2 separate regions of the Homo sapiens genome follow, and region 2 is linked to region 1. Evidence: chromatin contacts called from ENCODE Hi-C data. All regions are on one chromosome and are shown on one strand. Each heading gives the region's core, a stretch centred on a gene start or an enhancer-like site at or near the end of the contact. The rest is flanking DNA. Distances are from core to core; before and after follow the strand shown. Region 1 overlaps LOC105378519 (a long non-coding RNA gene). Region 2 overlaps ATE1 (arginyltransferase 1).

Region 1 (5,670 bases), core at 1,368-3,867:
TATGAACAGACACTTCTCAAAAGAAGACATTTTTGCAGCCAGAAAACACATGAAAAAATGCTCATCATCACTGGTCATCAGAGAAATGCAAATCAAAACCACAGTGAGATACCATCTCACACCGGTTAGAATGGCGATCATTAAAAAGTCAGGAAACAACAGGTGCTGGAGAGGATGTGGAAAAATAGGAACACTTTTACACTGTTGGTGGGACTGTAAACTAGTTCAACCATTGTGGAAGTCAGTGTGGCGATTCCTCAGGGATCTAGAACTAGAAATACCATTTGACCCAGCCATCCCATTACTGGGTATATACCCAAAGGATTATAAATCATGCAGCTATAAAGACACATGCACACGTATATTTATAGCGGCACTATTCACAATAGCAAAGACTTGGAACCAACCTAAATGTCCAACAACGATAGGCTGGATTAAGAAAATGTGGCACATATACACCATGGAATACTATGCAGTCATAAAAAATGATGAGTTCATGTCCTTTGTAGGGACATGGATGAAACTGGAAACCATCATTCTCAGCAAAATATCACAAGGACGAAAAAACCAAACACCGCATGTTCTCACTCATAGGTGGGAATTGAACAATGAGAACACACGGACACAGGAAGGGGAACATTACACACTGGGGACTGTTGTGGGGTGGGGGGAGGGGGGAGGGATAGCATTAGGAGATATACCTAATGCTAAATGATGAGTTAATGGGTGCAGCACACCAACATGGCACATGTATACATATGTAACAAACCTGCACGTTGTGCACATGTACCCTAAAACTTCAAGTATAATATAAAAAAAAAAAAAGGATCATCCCCTTATCTCCAGCTCTGGTCTCCGGAGGCCCGTGTGGCTGGAGCAAAAAAGGCAATGGGCCGGTGGAGTCTTGTTTAGTGGGGACGCCGTGGTCAGCTCTGAGCTGTTCCTACTGTTCTTAGTGGAGGTAGCAAGACCCCCGTCTCTCCTGGTGGGTAGTGTGGATGTCGCACAGACAGAAGCTCAGGTGGCAAAGGGTCGTGGAAACTTCTGCACCTTCCAGAATACGTGGGTCCATGGACGTGGACCCACGGCCACGTTAAGGCTCATGTTCATTTGTTCAGTTCACTTATTTAATTCATTTGTTCAGTGGTTCCTTCATTAATTCAGTCAATAATATTGTCTTGAGCACTTACTGTGTGCCAGAACCCAAGGTCGGGGCTAAGGATAGAAAAGAGAACTCGGGAGGCTGAAGCAGGAGAATCGCTTGAACCCGGGAGGCGGAGGTTGCAGTGAGCCGAGATCACCACTGCACTCCAGCCTGGGTGACAGAGTGAGAGTCTCCGTCTCAAAAATAGAAAAAAAAAAGAAAGAAAGAAAGAAAGAAAAAGTAACAGAAAAGATGGCTTACAGTCTTTCTTGCCAGTCTCATGAGGCCAGAATATTTGAAAAAAGCATAAATTAAGATACACAGGATTATGAAACAAACCGATTATACTGTCATGCAGTTATCAAAATATTTTTAAGTGGTGCTATACTCGTATATGTTCTTCGTTGATAGAGGATGTAACAGGATCTACAGACCAATCTATTAACTACAGTCATTTCAAAATAGTGATTAGCCCAGCTGATATTTTGAGATAACTGCATCAACTACGACGTGATAGAAAAACAGCTGTGATTTCTGTTGGAGACAAAGTCACAGACACTGCTAATACACTGTGGCTTGTTGCCGATTTTCATAATTGAGTAAATTGTTAAATCTCAGACAGTGAAAATAATGATATAAATATTTTCCTGTCCAAGTTCATAGACCCCCCTCCTCCAGATTTTATTCACAGACTCCTCGATTAAAAAGCCAGATCGGTGAGCAGAAATAAACAGGGTGAGTGTGGACAGTGATGAGCACTTGGAGGAAATCAACAGGGAGAGAGACTAACGATAAAATCAGAAGGGAGGCCCTGTGTGGGATGCAATGGTCGGGAAACGCCTGGATGAGACCACAGTTCACTCTAAAAGCCCCATACAGAGGTCGGAAACAGCTACCAGGGACTCTGATTTAGCCTGTAAATCTGCACAGTCTTCTTGAACATTTAGATCTGGTGTTCAGGACTGGACTCGGCTTTTGACCACAAGGCCTCCCAATCCGGGAAGTCCAGGTCAGCCTCGTGGACATCCAGAGATTTCATCCCAGGGCACTGAAAGTGAAATCTCTGCCTGGGCCCTGAAGCCACTTGATTTTGCAACTTTACCACCTAAACTTTCCTGGGTCACTCTTGGGGCAACCCATCCAGGGCAAGGGTAGTTTGCATGGCAAATGGAACTTTCCAAAGTTTAACTTGAAAAAGATGGTCGGCATCGGTGTCCTATTTAGAAACCAGGCTCCTTCCAGCCTGGGGATCCCCTGAACCTTCCAGATCTTTATCCAACTTTCATTCAAGCTGTGATTCCCCGGTGCCCCTTCTAAGCCAGCAGCTGTGTGACATCTCTGTTCTCATCCACCCATTTCCAGGCAGCAGCGTGTTGGGGGTGGTTAGGGAGTGTAGTGCTGGGTCACAGGCAGCCTTTGTAACTGCATATGAACCAGTGTGGCAAGCTTGCAGGATGATGTCAGAGCTGGCACCGGCAAAGAACAACTTTGTTGACAAGAAGATTAATTAGACAAATGTAGTGCCCATCAGTTATTGCCACCGCCTCCTCGGGGGTCAGCTCTAGTCAGGCCTTTGCTAGAGATTTTTTTTTTCATCTTTTTAGAGAAAGCTTAATCTCCTAACAAGGCAGCCAAGAAACAGTTCATGGCGTGCCAGAAGAGCAAGTGCATACAAGCATGTTCTGAAGTGAGGGTGCCTGCACACCGCCAGGCTGCAGGGCTGGGGCTGGCCCAGGCTTGGAGCCAACTGGGCCTCTTCCTTCTACCTGTACAGACCCAGCCCCAGGAAGCGTGTTGAGCCCCGAATCCTTCCTCACAAGAGAAGACACCCATTTGTGAGCTCTCTTGGCCTCTCTTCCTCTCTTTCCTGGGAGAGCTGCCCCTTTCATGGAGGGGCGGGCAGACAGCCATGCAGGGTCTTCAGAGCTCGGAGGCTTCCGCCACCTACACCTTCCCTCTTTATCCAAAAGGCACCTGCCCCATTGTCCCATTGTGGGAAGAGGCAATGAATGAATTGCTGAGTGGTAGCGGCCTTATTCATCATTCATCAAATACTCAGTAGGTTTATGGGCATATTATATCCCAGCAACACTGCAGTAAAGGAATGATTCCCATGTATCAGGCCCTGGCCCTGGGGAAGGGGTTATATTCTAGAGGGGGAGGCATGGCAATGAGTAAAATAAATACTCCAAGAAGCTCATCTGCACCAGTGGTAAAGGCCAAGAAGGAGCTAGGAGAGGGGATGTGGTGTTGAGGGCCGGGAGATGGCAGCCATTTTGGAAAAGGTGCCCCTGAGGAGGTGAAATTGAATTGAAACTTGAGGAGGGAGAGAATCTGTGGGGAAGAGCTGACTTCCTGTTGGCTGCAGGGGACAGGAAACTGAGAGTGCCAAGGGAGGGGATGTTCTGTGGATATCTGTTGACTGCATGAATAAAACAAAATGTTTCCAAGCTGTGCTTCTCACACTTTAGTGTTGTGTTAGAATCCTTGGGAAGGAGGGTCTTGTTAAAACATAGATGTCCAGCTCCACTGATTCAGAAGGGCTGGTGCAGGGCCCAGAGAGCTGCATTTTAACAGCCCCCGCCTCCAGGCAGCCCTCCCAGTCCCTCCTGGAGCCCCATCTCCAGGCAGGCGCTCAGCCCTGGATTGCAGCCCTGTCTGTCTGTCAGGCCTACCTGAGGTTTCAGAAAGGCCTCACAGTCAGGCTCCCAGGGGCCCAAAGCCAGTGTGGCTTCAGTGGGACCAACCTGACAGCTCCTTATAACTCTAAGGCCTCCACCTCCCACTGGCCAGCAAGGAGCCCTGGTGGGCAGGGGTGGGGCCTGCTCTGTCTCATCAGGCTATGCCCTATCTAGGGCAAGGGGTCCCTGGGGCTGGGGATGGGCTTCCCCTGGATCCTGTACCCTGCCTTTTAGAGTCACGGATACCTGGAACCCTGAGCCAACCTCCAGGTTTGTGTGGGCCTCTCTCCCTGGGTCCATCATTCTTCTGTGGGTGATGGCTCAGCTGGAACTGGGTGGGGGCGTGGATATGTGGGGCTAGTGGGTATACACACCTGTACACACACACACACGTGTGTGCACTAAAAAGCCAAGTGGGGTGAGGCGTGAAGGGGGTAGGCTGCAGCCTGGCTCTCTGTGCTGCCTTTTTTCGAAAGTCAACTCCTCAGAATTCTAAATTCAAACCTTGCCTTCATGATGATGAAGATGTATTTACCAAGGTAGAAAAATTATGGGTTTTATCTTCTAACAACTGATTGGATTGGTAACCTTTTTTTTTTTTGAGACGGAGCCTTACTCTGTCACCCAAGCTGGAGTGCAATGGCGTGACCTTGGCTCACTGCAACCTCCACCTCCTGGGTTCAAGCGATTCTCCTGCCTCGGCCTCCCAAGTAGCAGGGATTACAGGTGCACGGCGCCGTGCACGGCGCCATGCCCGGCTAATTTTTTTTGTATTTTACTAGAGACGGGGTTTCACTGTGTTGCCCAGGCTGGTCTCGAACTCCTGAACTCAGGCAGTCCACCCGCCTCGGCCTCCCAAAGTGCTAGGATTACAGGCATGAGCCACTATGCCCGGCCCCGGATTGATAACTTTTTAATAATTGACACATGGTATGGGAACTTCGCTTTTATTCTCATCTTGGGCCCCCAGAATGTTAGGATGATTGGAGAGAGTTGCAGGGAAGGTACCAGAACCAAGGAATTTTCCCCGTGGATGAGAAGTATGATTCCAAGAACGGAGACTGTGAATTCCCAGTGTTGCCTGCCACCTATCTCTTCATCTTCACCACCCAGGCTTAACCTCCAGGCCAGAGATTGTCCAGGTCTGGTTGGGCAAACCACCCTCAGCGTCTGTTTAGCACGTGGATTCCAGGACCGCACCCAAACCTGATGAATGGGGTCCCTGGAGGTGGGGCTTGGGAGGCAGAATTTTCTGCCCCCTCCTGGTGACTTAGAGGCACCAGGAAATGTGAAATCCACGGTGGGGGAGAGGTGTGGGCCCTTCATTCTGATGGATCCACACTTGGAAACGAGGAGGGGGTTCTGAGCTTGAAGACCAGCTGGAGAGGTGCAGTCTGGGATTTATCTGCTGTCTCTGAATAGATGTTTGGGGACTCCAGGGTCACACATTTAAACGGAACTCCCTTTTCCAGCTCCATGTAGAGGGGGCTCTAAATGCAAGGGGCCCTACTTGGGAAACCTCTCATGTCCTTCCCACATCCATGAGTCCCTGGGGTTCCTCCTGCCCCCCAGCACCATGGAAGAAAGCTACCCTCATGTCCACTCGCCAATTCTCGTCTAGGAGGGAATGTAAAACTCAGCTTGGGACGGAGCGGAAAGGCCCATGCGTGTTCCTGAACTTACCACCAGCAGGAGGCCGCGGGCTTTTCCTCCCCTCTCTGGGCTGCAGTTTTCCTGGATGTAGAGGGGCTTTCAAGATGATACAAGTATCCAACTTTTAAGAAATACATTTCAGTGTAAGGCATCACTTCACTTTTCTTAGTCATTGGAGAGCAAAGGGATGAG
Region 2 (5,670 bases), core at 1,933-4,432, 810 kb before region 1:
GGGTACTGCTGAAAAGCTACCCTAAAATGTGGAAGCAACTTTGGAACTGGGCAACAGGCAGAGGTTGGAACAGTTTGTAGGGCTCAGAAGAAGACAGGAAAATGTGGGAAAGTTTGGAACTTCCTAGAGATTTGTTGGATGGCTTTGACCAAAGGCCCGAAAGCCATATGGACAATAAGGACCAGGCTGAGGTGGTCTCAAATGGAGATGAGGAACTCGTTGGGAACTGGAGCAAAGGTGACTCTTGTTATGTTTTAGCAAGGAGACTGGCGGAATTTTCTCCCTGCCCTAGAGATTTGTGGAACTTTGAACTTGAGAGAGGTGATTTAGGGTATCTGGCAGAAGAAATTTCTAAGCATCCAAGCATTGAAGAGGTGACTTGGGTGCTGTTAAAGGCATTCAGTTTTATAACGGAAGCAGAGCATAAAAGTTTGGAAAATTTGCAGCCTGACAATACAATAGAAAAGAAAATCCCATTTTCTGAGGAGAATTCAAGCTGCTTGCAGAAATTTGCGTAAGTAACAAGGAGTGGAATGTTAATCTCCAAGACGGTGGGGGAAAATATCTCCAGGTTATGCCAGAGGTCTTCATGGCAGCCCCTCCCATCACAGGCCTGGAGACCTAGGAGGAAAAAGTGGTTTTATGGGCTGGGCCCAGGGGTCCCTGTGCTGTGTACAGCCTAGGGACTTGGTGTCCTGCATCTCAGCCACTCCAGCTGTGACTAAAAGTGGCCAAGGTAGAGCTCAGGCTGTTGCTTCAGTGGGTAGAAGCCCCAAGCCTTGGCAGCTTCCACATGGTGTTGAGCCTGTGGGTGCACAGAAGTCAAGAATTGGGGTTTGGGAACCTCTGCCTAGATTTCAGAAGATGTGTGGAAATGCCTGGATGCCCAGGCAAAAGTTTGCTGCAGGAGTGGGGCCCTCATGGAGAACCTCTGCTAGGGCAGTGCAGAAGGGAAAGGTGGCATTGGAGCCCTCCCACAGAGTCCTTACTGGGACACCGCTGGGTGGGGCTGTGAGAAGAGAGGGTCACTGTCCTCCAGACCCTAGAATGGCAGATCTACCAACAGCCTGCACTGTGCACCTGGAAAAGCTGCAGACACTCAACGCTAGCCTGTGAAAGCAGCAAGGAGGGAGGCTATACCCTGAAAAGCCACAGGGGCGGAGCTGCCCAAGACCATGGGAACCCACCTCTTGTATCAGAGTGACCCGGATGCGAGGCATGGAGTCAAAGGAGATCATTTTGGAACTTTAGGATTTGACTGCCCTGCTGGATTTTGGACTTGCATGGGACCTGTAGCCCTTTTGTTTTGGCCAATTTCTCCCATTTGGAACGGCTATATTTACCTAATGCCTGTACCCCCATTGTATCTAGGAAGTAACTTAGTTTTGATTCTACAGGCTCATAGGCAGAAGGGACTTGCCTTGTCTCAGACGAGACTTTGGACTTGGACTTTGGGGTTAATTCTGAAATGAGTTGAGATGTTGGGGGACTGTTGGGAAGGCATAATTGGTTTGAAAATGTGAAGATACGAGATTTGGGAGAAGCCAGAGGCGGAATGATATGGTTTGGCTCTGTGTCCCCACCCAAATCTCATCTTGTAGCTCCCATAATTCCCATGTGTTTTGGGAGGGACCCAGTGGTGAGTTATGGGGGTGGGTCTTTCCCATGCTGGTCTTATGATAGTGAATGGGTCTCATGAGGTCTGGTGGTTTTAAAAATGGGAGTTGCCCTGCACAAGCTCTCTGCCTGCCACCATCCATGTAAGACATGACTTTGCTCCTCCTTGCCTTCTGACATGATTGTGAGACTTCCCCAGCCACATGGAACTGTGAGCCCAATTAAGCCTCTTTCTTTTGTAAATTGCCCAGTCTTTGGTATGTCTTTATCAGCAGTGTAAAAACGGACTAATACACAACATTTTTTATTTTTAAATTTCAAATTTACAGGAAAATGACAAGAATAATACAAAGAACATATGCATACCCTTCACTCAGACTCCCCAGTTATTAACGTGTTACCACATTTGCCTTATCACTTTTTCTGTTTTACTCTGTATTTTTTTCTAAACCATTTGAGAATAAGTTTCTGATATATTGCACCACTGTCCTTCAGTATCCCAGTGTGTATTAGCTGAAAACAAGGACACTTTTTTTTACATTACTAGACATGGCCATCAAAACCAGGAAAGTAACATTGAGATGTTACCATCTAATCCACACACCCTGTACAAGTGTTACAGATTTTCCCTGTAATGTCCTTTATAGCACAAAAATGCATACACACATACACAAGCCTATGTTACTTTTCTCTCTGTTTTTTTAGACCTAAGGTTCAAGTGAGGATCCTGTGTTACATTTATTGTTGTGTCTTTTTAGGCCCCTTTTGTCTAGAACAATACCATAGTATATCCTTGTCTTTTGTTACCTCGATATTTTTGAAGAGTCCAGTCACTTTGTAGTTTTTCATTTGTGTTCATCAAGTATTTCTTTGTAATTAGATTCAGGTCACATAGCTTTGGCAAGAACACCCTAGAAGTGATGCTGGGTTTGTATTGCATCATATCAGGAGGTATACAGTGTTAATTCATCTCTGTACTGTGACTTGAATTTTTATCACTTGGGGAAGTGGAATGTACCAGGTTTCTCCACTGTAAAGTTGATAAGTATTTTGTACATGTTAATAAGTAATTGGTAAATATTTTGTAGAAAGCTGTCCTGAGATGGTGTAAATATCCTATTGTGTCAGACTTATATCTACTGGTTTTTACATCCATTGACGATTCTTGCCTCAATCACTTATTACTGAGATGGCTGCCAAATGATGATTTTCTAATTCTATCACTACTTCTACTTTTATTAGTTGGCATTCTACAATAAGGAAAAGCAGTCCTCTTTCCCTGTTTGTTGTTTATATTGACTCACGGAATCTCATTCTAATCAATGTGTTATAAAATTGTTACTTTCATTATTTATTTTGAATGCTCAAATTGTCTCAGATTTGGCCAGTAGGAGCCTTTTCAGGGTGACTCATGTTTTCTTTTGACAAGTCCCCATCATTTTTTGAGCACTTCCTTTCTGGCACAAAATATTTCAGACTCATCTTATACTTTCTCTGACTCAGTTCTATAATTAGTCACGTCTCCAAGGAGCCCTAGTTATTTTTTGTGAAGAGTAATATTCAGAATACAAGATGTGAGTAATAAGTATGCTCATTGCTACCGGGGTTTCATTGCTTCTAAGCCCTCTCAGCAGACAGATCTAGGCAATATATGTGAGTTTATACACATACGTTTATATCTACCTGTGTATCTGTATGTCTATATCAGGGTATAAAAGTCATGGGTTTTCACCAGTATCTGGAATTTTAATCCAGCACAACAGTTTGTTCTAGTCTTCTCCTTTTCCATACTTGTAGCTCCATTCTCTGACTGAGAAATCTGGCCTCCCCATTTTCTCAGTATATTTATTTATATGCTCAGTTCCCTTGTATGTAACTAATTTCTTGACCACATGGGGCAGAATTGGCCCAGTCCTGCCAGCCTGAACTCACAAATGTCTCTTTGGCCCAGCCCCAGCACATAAACCAACTTCCCTCTCATCTTTGAGAAATCCTGTAATAGCATGTTTTAATTTACGTTTCTTTCATTATATTCTATGAGTTTTTAAGCCTCGCCTTTATTAGGATAAAGATAAACGGTGAAATAGGAAGTGTCTAAGATGAGTATTTAGGGGTCAAAACATAGAATAGAAATTTGAGAGTCCTTATTCATCATCATAAGAGATTTTATTAGCATTTTACTTGGCCAGTATTTACAGATCCTACCAGCAGTATATGTGCTGAGGTGATAAAGTTGATGTGATTTTTTTGTATGCAATTGCCTGATTTTTGCATTCTTTCTGCTTTTCTCTGGTGACCTTTTACTGGACTTTGATACCAAATGACCATAATATCAAAATTAACCTGGAGTTCTTTCTGGCTAGAATCATCTTGATAAATTATATAATTTATATTTTGTTATGTGACTTTTGGGAGCCAATGTTGTTTTTAATCAACATATCATGAGTTTAACTAAATTGCATAGATTTTTTTCCTTTGAAATATTATATTTTAGCCATGCCAGTTCAGCAAGAAAATGAAATAAAAGGCATTCAGATTGGAAAGGAAGAAGAAACACTGTCTCTATTCTCAGATGACATGACCTTGTACATAGAAAATCCTAAAGAATGTAAAGAACTATCAAATAAAATGAGTTCAGCATACACAGAAATCAATTTTATCCTACACACTTAAACAGTGAGCAATTTAAAAATGAAATTATCAACAGTTGCGTTTACAACAGCATTAAAATAGAATTGTTAGGAATAAATTTAACAGAGCAATGCAAAAATTATATTCTGGAAAATACAAAACATTGTTCAAAGAAATTACAGAAGACCTAAATAAGTGAAGAAAACATCCCATGTCCATGGATCAGGAGACTTAATATTGTTAAGATGGTAGTACTCCTCAAATTCATTTACAGATTCAGAGCAGTGATCTATTAAAATCCCAGCTGGCTTCCCTGCAGAAACTGACAATCATAAAATTCACATGGAAATGAAAGGAACCCAGGATAGCCAAAACAATCTTTAAAAAGAATAATAAAGTTAACACTATGTGGTCCTGGCATGCAGGTAGACATACAGATCTGTGGACTAGAGTTGAGAGTCCAGAAATAAACCCTCATGTTTATGGTCAGTTAGTTTTCAAAAAGGATGCCAAGACAATTCAGGGAAAAGGATACAGCCTTTCAACAAATGGTCCTGCATCTTTCAAAAAAATGAAATTGGCCCCCTACTTCACACCATATACAAAAATTAAAATGGGTTGGACCTAAATGTAAGAGCTAAAACTATAAAATTCGTAGAAATGCCAGGTGCGGTGGCTCACGCCTGTAATCCCAGCACTTTGGGAGGCTAGGGCAGGCAGATCACGAGGTCAGGAGATCGAGACCATCATGGCTAACATGGTGAAACCCTGTGTCTACTAAAAATACAAAAATTAGCCAGGCGTGGTGGCGGGTGCCTGTAGTCCCAGCTACTCGGGAGGCTGAGGCAGGAGAATGGCATGAACCCGGAAGGCGGAGCTTGCAGTGAGCAGAGGTTGCGCCACTGCACTCCAGCCTGGGCGACAGAGGGAGACTGCGTCTCAAAAAAAAAAAAAACCTTAGAAATATAAATTGGAGTAAATCTTTTTTTTTTTGAGACAGAGTCTCACTCTGTCGCCCAGGCTGGAGTGCAGTGGCGCAACCTCGGCTCACTGCAAGCTCTGCCTGCTGGGTTCATGCCATTCTCCTGCCTCAGCCTCCCTAGTAGCTGGGACTACAGGCGGCCGCCACCGTGCCTGGCTAATTTTTTTGTATTTTTTTTAGTAGAGACGGGGTTTCACCCTGTTAGCCAGGATGGTCTCGATTTCCTGACCTCACGATCCATGCGCCTCAGCCTCCCAAAGTGCTGGGATTACAGGTGGGAGCCACCACGCCCGGCCACATTGGAGTAAATCTTCATCACCTTGCACTGGGCAGTGTTTTCTTAGATATGATACAAAAAGCACAGGCAACAAAAGAAAAAAAATTGATAAATTGGACTTTACCAAAATTTAAAACTTTTGTCCTTTCAGAGACCCAGTCAA

The links. A loop is a pair of places that touch in the nucleus more often than their neighbours do. Pooled maps may share reads with other maps.
Region 2: a map of mammary epithelial cell shows a loop between it and region 1 (6-fold over the local background). The contact joins two enhancer-like sites. A Hi-C loop is called at or near these places in 2 of 168 maps with a recorded cell type or tissue (IMR-90 and mammary epithelial cell) and 2 of 50 pooled maps.

Annotation. Positions count from the first base shown.
Region 1 is chr10:120,943,127-120,948,796 of GRCh38, reverse strand. All of the region lies in intron 2 of LOC105378519 (a long non-coding RNA gene), which reads left to right. Among named protein-coding and RNA genes, the nearest start is that of WDR11, 95 kb to the right of the region's middle. RefSeq lists an enhancer at 5,647-5,670. Within about 2 kb of position 2,617, at least 8 of the 41 ENCODE cell types and tissues checked have a DNase peak (open chromatin) inside an H3K27ac peak, as active enhancers do.
Region 2 is chr10:121,751,768-121,757,437 of GRCh38, reverse strand. All of the region lies in intron 11 of ATE1 (arginyltransferase 1), which reads left to right. Among named protein-coding and RNA genes, the nearest start is that of FGFR2, 160 kb to the right of the region's middle. RefSeq lists an enhancer at 3,128-3,187. Within about 2 kb of position 3,182, at least 4 of the 41 ENCODE cell types and tissues checked have a DNase peak (open chromatin) inside an H3K27ac peak, as active enhancers do.